2 separate regions of the Homo sapiens genome follow, and region 2 is linked to region 1. The links are chromatin loops, found by intact Hi-C in ENCODE. Cell type or tissue: endothelial cell of umbilical vein. All regions are shown on one strand. Each heading gives the region's core, and the rest is flanking DNA. Links, peaks and the distances in the headings are about the cores only.

Region 1 (6,511 bases), core at 2,376-4,875:
AAAATACAATATATGAGGGCAGATTTACATATCCCATGTAGAAATGTGGGTATTTATATATAGGAAAAGGAAAATAAACAAGCATTACTGAAGTATTTATGAGTTTATGGCATTTAACTCATCTCAAACATTTATGCAGTGTTTTTTCTATACTAATTTAATGTTTATATATGAATGCATAAAAATAAATAACATGGAAAAATTAAGTTGTAATGGAATTTTTATTTTCATTTTTCCTTAGCCTTCATGCATTTTGATTTTTAAACAATGTTCTGACTGTCATCAAATCAGCCAAGTTGAAAATTGAGCTGCATCAATGGAGACAGCCGGTCTTGATAATTCAAACCAAAAAGACCTTTTCTCGAGGGATATATTCTCCCTGGTTTATTTGGTCTGAGTTGTTTCTCATAGCTCTAATTTATTCTTTTGTATACACTGCATGAAGACAATGTCTATAGAGATTTAAAGCCTTAAAAAAACTGGGTATTTAATGTCATGGACACATCCCAAAAAGTGGAATTCACATGAGAGCAGGTGGTTATGGGGTGTGTGTGTGTTACCCAGATTTTTAAGACATTTGTCTTTCAATCGACATGCATTTATTAGGTACCTGCTGTCTCCCCAGGGCTGGGCTTAAAAGTCATGTGTTGCAGTGCAAACAAAGTATAATGTAAAATGTGCATCCTTCTCATAAGAAGTTTACAGATTTGGGCTAGACAAAGAGAACTTTAAAAAAAAAAGTTTACAAACTACGCTTATATGAACAATGTACTTCCAGTGTATAATAAAGTGCCAGATGGTGTGGCATGGTGACTAGACAATAGGAATACGTATTAAAATATGTATGTGTGCAATAAGGAAGTAAAGGCCGTTTAATAGGGAAGAAATGATGGCCTGGAGTCATCAGGAATAGGTCCTTGGAAGAGATGAAGGTTGGGCTTGCCCTTGGAGGGTGCGTAGCGATGGAAGGGCATCCCAGAGAAAGAGAAGATGTGGAATGATGATGAGAGGGGTGCGCATCATGCATATGGGGGCCAGTTGGGAGACAGCCTGTGCTAGCGTCATTCTGTGAGTGGCGAGAATAAAATGAATTCAGTAGGTTGTGGTCAGATAATAAAAACAGTGACAGCCAAACAGCTAATTTTACATTTGGTGTTTTGGCTATAGGAATCTCTGTTAGGTACCTGAGCCAGGAAGTACTGTTATGAAAGCACTGTTTTCATGGGTTGGAGGAGGGGAGCAGGGAGACTTCTAGAAGGCGGTTAGAACAGTCCAGGCACCCTGTGATGAGGACAAAGACTTCTAACAGCTGGAAAGGCAAGAAAGTGACTCTGCAAATGACTGTCCAAAAATATTGGTCATCAAGTTTTTATGATCATCTTAATATAAATAACTGGCAAAGATTTCATTTCAAGCCAATTTTCCTGTAAATTTAGATTTTGGATAACAGTCTTAAGTAGCTAGTTGTGTGCAGTGGGAAAAACAAGATCAAAGTAGAAGCAAGAAACTGAAGTTTAAAAATATTTGTGATCCAGAGTGATTCAGGGATCAGTACGATTTAAACTACACAAATGCAAAGTAGGAACGAAAGATTCTTAAATGTGGATAGAGTCTCCAGTACAAGGAATGCAACAACCCCTTCCCCCTGAAAATAGCATAGAGACCATCTAGTGTGTATACCCTGGAAACACTTCCTGGCTATGTGGGTTACCGGCTTTGTGGTCTTGAGATGGTCAGTTTCTGCATCTGTAAAACAGAAAGAATAACTGTGTGTGCCATTTAGGGTTGCTGTAAAAGCTAAATGAGGTAATATATATAGTGTGCTTGTCATTTAGCAAGTGCTCAATAAAGTGTAACTAATAAAGATAAATCCTTTTGGACTCAACTTTTTTAAGAGAAAGAAGGAAATACTAACAAATAAAACTCATATGAGTAGTCCGAATCCGTTTTTTAAAAATGAACCATCTTATGATATACAGCTTTCGGTCATATGGATTTAGCTTATTCTTTACACTTTGCACATGTATAGGACTCTAGACAGAAAACTGGTATTTATCCAATTATAATCCTAAATATTTTCAAGATCTTCATCAAAAAAAACATTTTATTTAATTTGCTGGGTTTATAAAGGTAGAACATTGGATTAACATAAGATGATTTTTGAGAAAAAAAAAAAAAGGTTGCTAGCTCCCAAATTAAATTTCTTAAAATCCTACATTTCTTAATTTTTCTAATTACCTGACCATTTAAAATCCTGACTTTCTTTTGGAAGTGAACACAACCACCTACTTTTTGGGGTCATCTTTTTTGTTCATATGCTGATAAGTTTCAGAATATATCAATTAGGCACTTATTATTGATTTGATAAATCAGTTTTCCTTTGTTCTGGCTTAGATGTCTGGAATACATTTGGGACTTGTTTCAGTTGTAAACATGAACAAACAAAGAAACAAAAATCCACAAGAATGTGGGCAAAATGTCGTTTAGTCAAAACTCAAGTGCATCTCCCCTTGATTAGAGCTCCTCTTTGAAATAGCTGGGTTGCCCATACACAGATTATCAAGGTCATGTTCAAGATTAAAATGAGCTGTGGGACAATAAGCTGCCTATTATGGTAAGAAAACATGCAAACAGAAATTGAGACCTAATGTCTTTCCTCTGTCCTGGCTTTTTTCTTTCTGAGCCTAATATACCTATTTTGTCTAATTTAGTTTTAGCTTTAGTTATGCTTTCTAAAATTACAATGTGTGTGAGGATTGGAATTTTTGTCTTCCAACAGGAATTAGGGTCTATGTAAAATGCCTTTCCTCCTACGGGAATGGGAAGAGCCACATACCTCCTTACGTGCCGCGCCTGGTCAAGGCTGCAGTGTGGAGCCTCTCACAGGGCCCATGATGTGAATGTGCTTCCAGGATGTAGTGGCCCTGCAGCCTTGCTGCTAGGAGACTGGTTCTCACTTCATTCGAGTGGTAGCCCCTGCAAACAATGACAATACAAGGATTACTTTTTAGATGATGAAACTAACCATGCAAAGTTATGTTTAGATTTTGAAGTGCAGGTTAAAAAATATATATGTGGTTGAATCTACTGTTAAAAAAAAAAAAGACCAAAATTCATGGGTTTGCATTTTAAGTTTTCTATTGCAAGAAAGAAATGACAGGACTGTTAAGGACACTGATGGTTGGAGCTGAAGCCTGAGGATAAAGGCCTTGGAATCAGTTCTCCTTCAGTGTCAGCTGCCATAATCATCAGCTCTTTGGTGTATCCTGGCCAAGATATTAGTTTCCATAAATTAGAGAACTTTATGCAAGTGCCACATACCATCATGTTTACCACAGAATCCACATCATCAATGCCATCTATCTAGTCAGCAAGCTTTTATTGGGTGCCTACTATGTGCAGGGCACAAAATCATTTTGGATGGGCATGAAATGAACTCGATTTTTACAGATTTCTACCCCTCATTTTTACAAGATCATTATATACTTTATATTATTAAATTATTTAAAGTTATATTGTTAAATTATATAATGTGTATAAAATAATCTTAATAAAGCCTTTGAATAGACACTCAAGAAATATTGGCTGTATGAATGAATGAACAAACCATACCGGTGTGGCTCTCTATTGGCAATTTTCCCCAATCGGCTCAGACTCCAAGGTCTCTCCTATGTCTAGGGAGTTGTCAGGAATGTCTGGAATGCGGCAGCATTGGCTCAGTTGAGTTCCTCTCTGACATTATTTCTGAGTTGCGGAGTTTCTTGGGCAGAATGAATAGAAGCAGAAGCTGTGGCAGCCACCTATGGGCTCTGACAGCTCTCTGTGGCCCCGTCCCTAAACTATGGCACATCTTGTCCTCTTCCTGTACCCCAATAGCCCAGGTTTGTTTCCCATATGAGAGTAGGGCCTGGAAAGAATTTTCTCCAATTTGCTCTCAACTCCGCATATTCATGTGTATGTTTGAATTTAGCTACTAGAGAAGGTATCAAATATTGTAGCAAGACATTAGGTTTAAAAATAAGTGTTTGTCATCTTTCTGAAACTATTTAGATTAAATTTTAAATGCAAGAAACACTTTCGAAATTACTTTGGAAACATGACTCCATTCCTAAATTTAAGTGTCACATTTGCCCTGGCTGGTCCAGCAGGGCAGGCCAGTGCCTCCAGAGCCTCTCCGCCTTCTGTCTCTTCCTCTCTCTGTGTGTGATTTCCACACAGAATGTCACTGGGTCTAATACAGTTTTCTCTGGAACCCCCATTCCGCTAAATTGACCACATAGAATAATCATACTTCTTTTTGAAATGGAACTATGCAAAGTCTTGAATTTTATTACAGAATTTAATACCAATAATTACTTAAAATTTAATGAATTTCACTACTGACTTAATTGCTTTTGAGTAGTTCCACTTAATTTATTAAAGAGAAGCAAAGACATATTCATTTAATGAGCAGCAGAAGTCTTGCCCTCACCTCTGCCTACATTCTCTTTTCAATTAATCAATTATAGTCCAGTGGTGTGTAATTGCACATTAAGAAAGTTATTGGATAGCTCAGCATGCCTGTCCCAGGAGGCTCATGAATACACTACTATAACACACCTGTAATGACCTGTGCTCAGATCTGCAAATTATACTCATTGCTCTCTCTCCTTCTCTTTTTTTCCTAAATTAAGATGAGAGCAATTTCCATTAACTTTTTGAGTCACATCTAGTCCACATGATATAGAGAAAGGGTAAAAGAAAGACTGAAACAGAAGTAAAAATGGAAGAAAAAGATTTGATCTGCAATTATAAGTAATCTGCCTTTTGAAATTAGCTTCCTGAGACTCAGTCCTGATTGGAGAACTGTTAAAGTGTTTCAGAGGAGCAGGGGTTGTCTATCCGAGCAGTGTCTCCTGAATCATACTGAATACTTGAGAAAATCAGACCAGCTTTATTTGAACTCAAATAGTGACTTGCTTCTCAGCTTCCTTCAATCTCCTGATGAGAGAAATAGGAAAACAGGAAAACCTTTTGAAATCACATTCAGGCAAATTTGCTTGGCTTGTTTCAAATCAAACCAAAGTCTGGAACTGATCCCCATGCAGGAGCGCTAAGCCTCTGCATAGCAACTAAGCCGCGTTAAAAAAAAAAAAAAAAAAAGGAAAGGGAAAGGAAAGGAAGAAGGAGGAGAATCCACTAAAAAGGCAACACAAAGAGCAAATTTTACTTCATTAATGGCCTAAAGGCTCAGGTTATGTGAAGGGGTCTATTCCAGTTATGTCCTGATTTATGCTAAACCAGTAAAACCCAACAAGAACCTCTTAATCCAAATTACATAGTCAGAGACATTCTAAATGCCTAAACCAACCAAGTGATTTTAAGCAAAATAAGCTTTTGATGTCTGCACAACTCAAAACTCAAGAAGCAATCTGTTGACATTTTCAGCAAATGCTAGCTTAGTCTGAGACAGAGGCAGCAGTGGGCTTCTTCACAATATTCTTCTGGGTAAAGTGATTCTTCTCCCCTTGCCTCCCCCGTCCCCCACAAAAAAAAAAAACCCTGCTTCCATTATCTGTTTACTGAGGTACTGACAAGGGCAGATCTACTGTGATTAATGGCTGTCCATCAGAATAGAAAGAAGGATACATTGATACTCAGCTAGCAGATGCTCATGAACATGCAAATGAATGTGGTAAGCCTTCCTGGTCAGGAAGGATTTGCTTTGTTGATGTTTTAAACTCTGCAGCCAATTTTGGGCATTTTGTGTGCTGTTTTCCCTGCTACGGCCACTGGCCATGGACACTCCGCTGACACTTGGGCAAAGCCTGCCTCCCAGTGTGCCTTCTGGGGATGCCCTGAATGGAGAATGGGTGTCAGTGGCAGAGGCACCCCGTGTACTTTCAAGGTGTGTCCTTTCCTGGCACTCCTGGCCTGTCAGGACAAATGTCTCTGCCCAAGGGGCTGTCTTCCTGTGTGGGCTACGTTTGTGGCATCTCATGGGCCTCCATGGGGTTGAACTGTAAATAGTGGCCGCCACATAAAACATGCCATCTGTACCCCTGTGGGTAGCAGGATGGAACACAAAAAAGATTTATTCCAGGAATATGAACTGATGTTTACAGACATGCCAGGACTGACTTTTAAAACACAGTGGAAAACTGTCTCAAAAGCAGCTTAAGTACGATGTAATGGAAGCCCCCCAAAAAGTACTTTGGGGGCATGAAGGAAGCCTCTATGCTCAGAGAGATGTACTAAGCTAGCATATCCATGGCAGGCCCCTTTTCCCTGAGATGTGAGATACCATGAGGTCTCATCATAAGTTTCTGAGAAAGCAGGGCTAGACTCAGAGGGTGCCTGTGGCTCTCATGCTTTGGGGACCTAGAGTTCCCCAAATCCCCAGCCCCTGCAATAATGTTCAGAAAACGAAGGGGAAGGAAATAACTTTGGATTGAACAATTGGATCTCCATGGGAAAGTTTTCTTATTTCCTGGCTGGGACTCAGGGCTGTACTGGGGGCATCCTTTGTTGG
Region 2 (6,511 bases), core at 2,121-4,620, 64 kb after region 1:
AAGCTGCCCTCCCCTGCAGGTAGGTGCTCCCCTGATAAGGGATGGGCACCTTGAGCCACAAGTAGACCTGTAAGTACCAGGCCATGCCGCCCAGATGGCACAACAAAAGACCAGACTGAGGCTCAGGTACATAGGCACTGAAGACTCTGGCGAAGTCCTTCCCCTCCTCAGCCACCCCGTGTACCCCAAGGGCCAGATGCTTAGCCTCCTTTAACAGCTTCAATAGGGACCCTCCCTGAGACATGTAATACCTCCTTGCAGGTTTTCAGTGGTTCCCTGTAGCCTACGAAGTCAAAGTCAAGGGCAGGGTATAACATGCAAAGCCCTCCCAACTCTGGCTTTTGCTGCCTCCCAGCCGAGTCCACTCCCACTCCCTGTCACCAGCCTTGCCAACATAACACCTGCCTAGAACTAGGAACTTGTTCCTATGCCCCTGCTCTCTCTCCCTCCTGTGCCTTGCACATGGTATGTCTTTCCTTCCTCTTCCCTGGGCAATTTCTGCAGCCCAGCTGCTCAGATGAGGTCTTCCCTGGGAAGCTGCATGGACCAGCTCCTCCCCTCCCCTGCTGGGGCAGGCGCCCCCTCTGTGCTGACCTCTGCCCTGATGCAGATCATACTCAGCTTTTCCAGCCGCTCATCTGTCTGTGCGCTTTACCAGTCTGCAAAGTCCTTGAGGATGGGGATTGTGTCTTATTTGCCTCTCATCTCCTGAGCACATGCACAGCCCCCGGAAAGCCCTCATTGTCATTATTTATTTTAAAAACTAATAAGCCATCTCCTTCAAGGATCAGTTTACATGCCACCCCTCCACGAAGCCAAACTTGAATCCCTGAGGGGCAATTAATTGCTTCTCCCTTGGGCTTCCATGACCCATGTTTAAATGGACAGAGGCCACTTCTGGCACTGTGCTGAACAGTCTTCCCACCTTGCCCGGCTCACTGGAGGGACGCACCGTGGCCCTCTTCACTTTGCATCCTTGAAGAGCTACTCACTGCTCTTGGAACTGAAAGTGTTGGCTGAGTTGAACCACTTTTATTCTACTAGCCTAATGACGGTAGAAGACAGTAAGACCCTGGAAATCAGAGCAGTTGTGCAGCAAACACAGAAAGACTCCGGAGTTTCATTTTTTGTTTCCAGTCCTTGAGGGAGGTGTCAGTGCTACTCCCAAGGCAGCCAGTCAGCAGCACACTTGGGGCTTCTGAATGCAAGGCCAGTACTAAGTGCTGGGAGCAACACAAATGGGATAAGACTCAGCCACTGCCCTTGCATTTGTGCTGAATGCTGATTCCAGGTCATGCAATTGTTACGCGTTTTGCCAAAAGTGCCTTTGAGATGAGATAATTCCTTGACCCTTGGACACATTTATAGATGGAAAATAGTCTTCAGTACCCAGAAAATGCCTCTTCTTCTATCTCTCGACTGTGGGTGGAAAGAACAGTTGCCACCTGTGTATGTCATTCTTCTAGCGAAGGGGGACTTTGGCTGAGAGGTGACTCCCAGCCATTAGGTGCTTCTTTTGTGCAGGGCCCTGTGCTAAGGGCTTTGCTGACAGTCATTCATGTAATTCTCACGTCAGCCCAGTGAGGGAGTGATAGTATCATCATCCCCGTCTCATAGCCAAAGAAACTGAGGCATGAAGACAAAGGGGTTTTCTGTCCAAGGCGTTACAAATAGTAAGAGGCAGGACCCAGCAGTGGGTTCCAGGGCTAAGCTGCCTCACTATGGCCTGAGGCGCTTGGCAGTTGAGGCCATAGGGCAGAGTTATGATTGTTTAGTTGGTGCCTAAACCAACCAAATGAGATCAAGACATCTTTGACTATCATATTAGGTTTGGAGAAAAAAAAATGACTGCTACTTCTCCTGACACCTGGTTTTGGACAAGATCTAAAATAGGACTGTCAAGGTATCTGTAGGTAACACTTGAAGGAGAGGGGCTGGGGGCCTGTGTCATAGCTCAGAGAAGGGAAGAGGAGTGAGGACACTTTGGCACATGTGTTCCATTTCCTGGGGTAGGGAGCAGACGGCACGTGAGCCAGGGGCTTTTTCCACTTCCCATTGTTCCGATTTTTTGAACTGCACACCGAGCCTCCCCCCCGGCACTTGCTGAGATGGGACGGTGAACAGGAGCACCAGTAGAGCTGCCGGGGCCGCACTGACTGGGACCCACGTGGGGTCACTTTGCCCAGAGTGCAGGGAGCTGACTCCAAGCCCCATGGTCACTTTTGGGCTATGCCTCGGATCCCCAGTTGACCAGCTGAAAGACTGGATGAAAGGACATACATGCTGAGAACCTCCACGTGCCAGGCACCACAACATTCACCTGGACTATCTCAGGCAGTTCTCACAAAACCATGTGATACAGGCAGTGTGATCCTCATTTCTGGATGAGGAAAATACAGTCCAGGAAGGTTAAGTGATCTGCTCAGCCACTCAGCTAGGATGTAATAGAGCCCAGATTTGAACCCACTGCCCCCAAGGGCAGTCGGTGCTCTTGATGGATGCAGAAATACCAGCATCAACTCAGCTCATAACTCAGTTTGGATCTCAATCAGCCAATGTGATGCATGTCTGATAATGCCATTCCATCTTGCTTCAGACCTCAGGCAACAGATGATGCTCTCCTTCCTCATCTGTTCCTCACATGCAGATTCGGGCCAAATCAACAGACAGTGAACTCCTACAAGAAGGAATAGACACCACTGTTAATTGTAATGTACATTTCTCCAAGGATTGCTAAACATCATTTAGTTGCATTACTTCATTTATACCTCACAACAACCCTATGAAGTCGGTATTAGTATTGCCATTTTACTGATGAGGAAACTGAGCACACAGTTGTGGCACAGCCTGGAACTATACTTGGGGAGTGTGAGCTCGGAGCCCACACTTCACTGCACACTCCCATTTGGGCCTTTCTCTTGTGGATGGATGGATGTCTACGTGCTGTGTACATGAGAACAGAGCCAGTTTATTGAATACCTCATTTCACTTTCACACGTGTCAGTTCATCTTGGAGAGCATCAACCTTGGAGGTGACACAGAGGAGCGTAACAGTGATTCTCATCTCTTGAGTTACAGAAAAAGTCAATTGCCCATCTCTTTTTAACCTAACAAACTTCCCATAAATTCCCATCCTCTATGAGAGAACTCTGTGCAAACATTGCCGCTTCAGAATCTAATAAGTAAGAATGCCTAAGGAGATCCACTCTGTGGCCCTTTACTGTTCTTATTTCCCCTCCTCTGCTTTCCTCTAACCAGCCTTGGAGCTCCTGAATGCAAGGGTCAGGGTAAGGCATCTTTGCCTTCTGCATGGACAGGCGGAGTTGTTTGGCGTCTAGCTCCCTGGCTGCTGTGCCTCTCATCCACCGTTGGAGCAGTATCAGTTGAGTTCCTTGAATCTTCTCCATGTCCTCTGTGTCCTTCAAAACCCCCTTTCCTATTTCCTGCTCTGGGCTTCCCTCCAGACCTTCTGCAGTTAAAACTGTTGGGGTGTCCTGGAGTCCTGAGCAGCAGGCGAGGGGCCACCGCCTCTCCAGCTGTGTGGACATGGCTGGCTCACAGGACGGCATGTAAGGGTCTCAGCTGGAAGTCACTAGGTCTCAGGGATAACAGGAAAAACCTCTCATTATTTCCAGTCTCCTACGTCTCATGCAAACAATCACATTCCATTTTAATGTTTCATGTAAAATGATTTCTGGTGTTGGAAATACTTGAGAAAAACACTTTTTAGGAAAGGCTAGGTTGTGAGTGAGTGAGCTCTGGAAGGCATGCCTTTGACATTGGTAAAGAAAAGGAAGGTAGAAACTGAAACTTATTTAGCTAGAACCTTTAGACTATGTGTTTGTTTTTATTCTTCTTTCTAGGTTTACTTAAACAAAAGAGAAGGCTTGGTACAAAGTAAAAACAATGAAAACAATGGTAGAGAGGGAAAAAGAAGAGTTTTATAAAACAGCAGGACCGTACCTAAGCCCTTTAATTTCACACTCCCCAGCATGACTGAACCTCACCCCACACCAAGACCTCCCTTCCCAATCTCCATCACAGGCCTCACAGTATCTCCTTCGCACACAGTGGCTGGATTAGGGCTCGGACCGAAGGCCAGGAATGAAATAAGATACTTTTATACTTATTGATCCTTTAAAAAAGAGTTCATTTTCATGAAACTTTAATTCACTTTTTTTTTCTTTTTTAGCTTTTTAGCCTAACTGCTACACATTTTCTCCCTGTTCTTTGTGAAATGCTAATCCAGCCCAGGGTTTTCGTTTTCCGGGTGTAACTTTTCAGAAATTGTATATCTGCATAGCAACCCCGCAAGGGCTGCCTATGTCACGGTATCACATGTCAGAAAGATGAAAAGGACTCCAAATCTAAGCTCTCCACAAACTTGGCCCTCCGATTCTGGGCCAGAGAGCTTCTTGGCCTTAATATAAATGGCAGGAGAGACATTTCAGGGCCAGAAAGGTGCAAACTTTTATCTTGTTGATGACAGAAAACGACGCATGACCTCAGCTTAGCTCGGTGGGGACGATCAAACCAGAAACAAAGGCCGTATTTTTCTCTGCTCTTGTCCCTGCTGTCAGCTTCCAAGTGCAACCTGAGCCTGGATTCCGAACCCAGTGTCCAGATTAGAGATTGTTGACTCAGATTTAGTGGTGAAACGTGAGCCGGACTCTGTTGATGGCAAGCCTTGAAGAAGCAAGTTTACTTAAGCCAAGAGAGAGATTGTATGTCAGACCAGAGCCTGGCTTTTCTTTATCACAAACTTCCTGATCTGCCTCTGTTTTAATAGTTTCCACCACCACCACTGAGAGCAAGAAAGAGAGTGAGACAGAGAGACATAGAGAAAGAGAGAGGAAGCACCCCTCTCAGTTCCGTCTCTTCAGTGTTATAAATCAGGAAATTAACAAGTGTGTAACTGGCCTTTGCCACAGTCAAAGACAATGAGCCTTTTGTGTTTCTAACTGGGGGCCGGCACTTAACATAATCAATGAAGAACTCTACTCAGAAAGGATGAAAAATGGAGGCTTGATCCGGCCATTTAAAGGATCTTTCCTAATACTCAGGCACATGGCTTTTATGAGACGCAAACACGGCTTAGAACCTTGCCTTTGGTCTGAAGGCGGGTCATTAAGAGAAATCATTACATCGCTTTCCCTGTCTCTGTCTCTCTCTCCGTTTTTCTTTGGCTCCCTCCTGGCTTTTCCTTGGCTTCTGATTCCATCCCTCTTTTAGATTCTCTGTGCCTTCAGTAATTTATGTGCAAGATATTTTCCCAACCTCCAAATGTTTTTCCATTTGGCAAACCATGTCCCGAAGCCTCCACACAATGTGACTGTAGAGTTCATTTATGCTAGAGAACATAAGCTTGGTTAATGGACAAGCCTAAGTGGCCAATGGCAGTGACCCTGTGGGCCTGGGCCGTCAAGGACTGATCCTCGGGGCTGCCCCAGGGGATGCAGTGGAGGTGGGTGTCGGGGAGGAGTGTCTTTTCCAGGTTGCCACAGATGCTTGGCTTCGACCCTCCTTGTCTCCAAAAGGGAAAGAATTCCTTCCAAGCCCCTTTCTCGTATAGTTTTTGGAAGCTTCAGGGCACCATATGGAGAATCATTTCATGATCCTCCTGATGGCTTTTACGTGAGCAGCTATAAATTGGATGGTTTCCTTCAGGTCTGATATCCTGCAGTACCTGCCATGGATTGTCAGGAAAGTCACTGAATATGTTAGTCCTGTGCCGTTCTTTGGGGGAAAGAAGGCCCAGACCCCCTCCTGGGAGGGACCACTATTACTTTGAGAAATGAAAACTAGAGAAGGGGGTAGGGTGGCACGTGGTGCAAAAGCCTGGAAGCTCAGGAGGGTCATGTGCCCCAGTGAATTTTTCATTCCAAAATCTTAGATTAGGACTAAGGCAGGAGTTGAGGCTGGTGCCTCTTCTCAAATGCCATGCTCATTGGCTTCTCCCTTGAGGCTCTTAATAAGCCTGGCTGGGCGGGGCCACTCTGTGAGATAAAGATGAGGTTAATGGGCTGGGTTTATGTCCAGGCGCTCACAGGGTATAACTAGACAGCATTTGGCTTCTGAAATATGAGCTCTATTCATTGAGTAACTGGCACTTTTTCTTTCTAAACAGTTGCAATGATATAATACAACTCTCTCCGTTTTACTTCTTTAAAAGGTGCCACATGAAGGGCTTTCTCAACTCTTGACCCAGGCATCTGTGGATTTAATAAGCAAATCAAAAGCAAAGAGCCATCCTCATAAGAAAAAGGCTTTAGGCGAGTTTTTTAAGGGGCCTTCTTTCGCTTAGATAACCATTTCCTTAACTGAATTCCTTTGACCCTATACATCTGAGCCAGGAGGGCAGAGGTTGGTTAGTGTATTCTACTGGGCCACACATTAATAAGGAATGGAGCCCTTCAACTGTTTCCCAAGCATCTCTGAAAAAAAAGTCACAAAAATCAGAGTACTGAAGACTGGTTGGCTCTGGGAACGCATTCACTCAGATGTATTTTTA

What was found. A loop is a pair of places that touch in the nucleus more often than their neighbours do. Peaks named below come from ENCODE experiments on the same cell type or tissue, not always from the same donor. Only the 100,000 strongest peaks of a DNase experiment are listed, where the experiment ranks them.
Region 2: it touches region 1 in a loop (2.2-fold over the local background); 8 of 110 quality-filtered maps call a loop at or near these places.

What each region holds. Positions count from the first base shown.
Region 1 is chr6:107,597,446-107,603,956 of GRCh38, forward strand. The region is part of intron 5 of SOBP (sine oculis binding protein homolog); the gene reads left to right. Among named protein-coding and RNA genes, the nearest start is that of SOBP, 110 kb to the left of the region's middle. In endothelial cell of umbilical vein, for the core only: no CTCF peak of the experiment used is centred there; a DNase peak (open chromatin) is centred at 3,686.
Region 2 is chr6:107,661,965-107,668,475 of GRCh38, forward strand. No RefSeq gene overlaps it. Among named protein-coding and RNA genes, the nearest start is that of SCML4, 160 kb to the right of the region's middle. In endothelial cell of umbilical vein, for the core only: no CTCF peak of the experiment used is centred there; a DNase peak (open chromatin) is centred at 3,647; H3K27ac peaks cover 484 bases.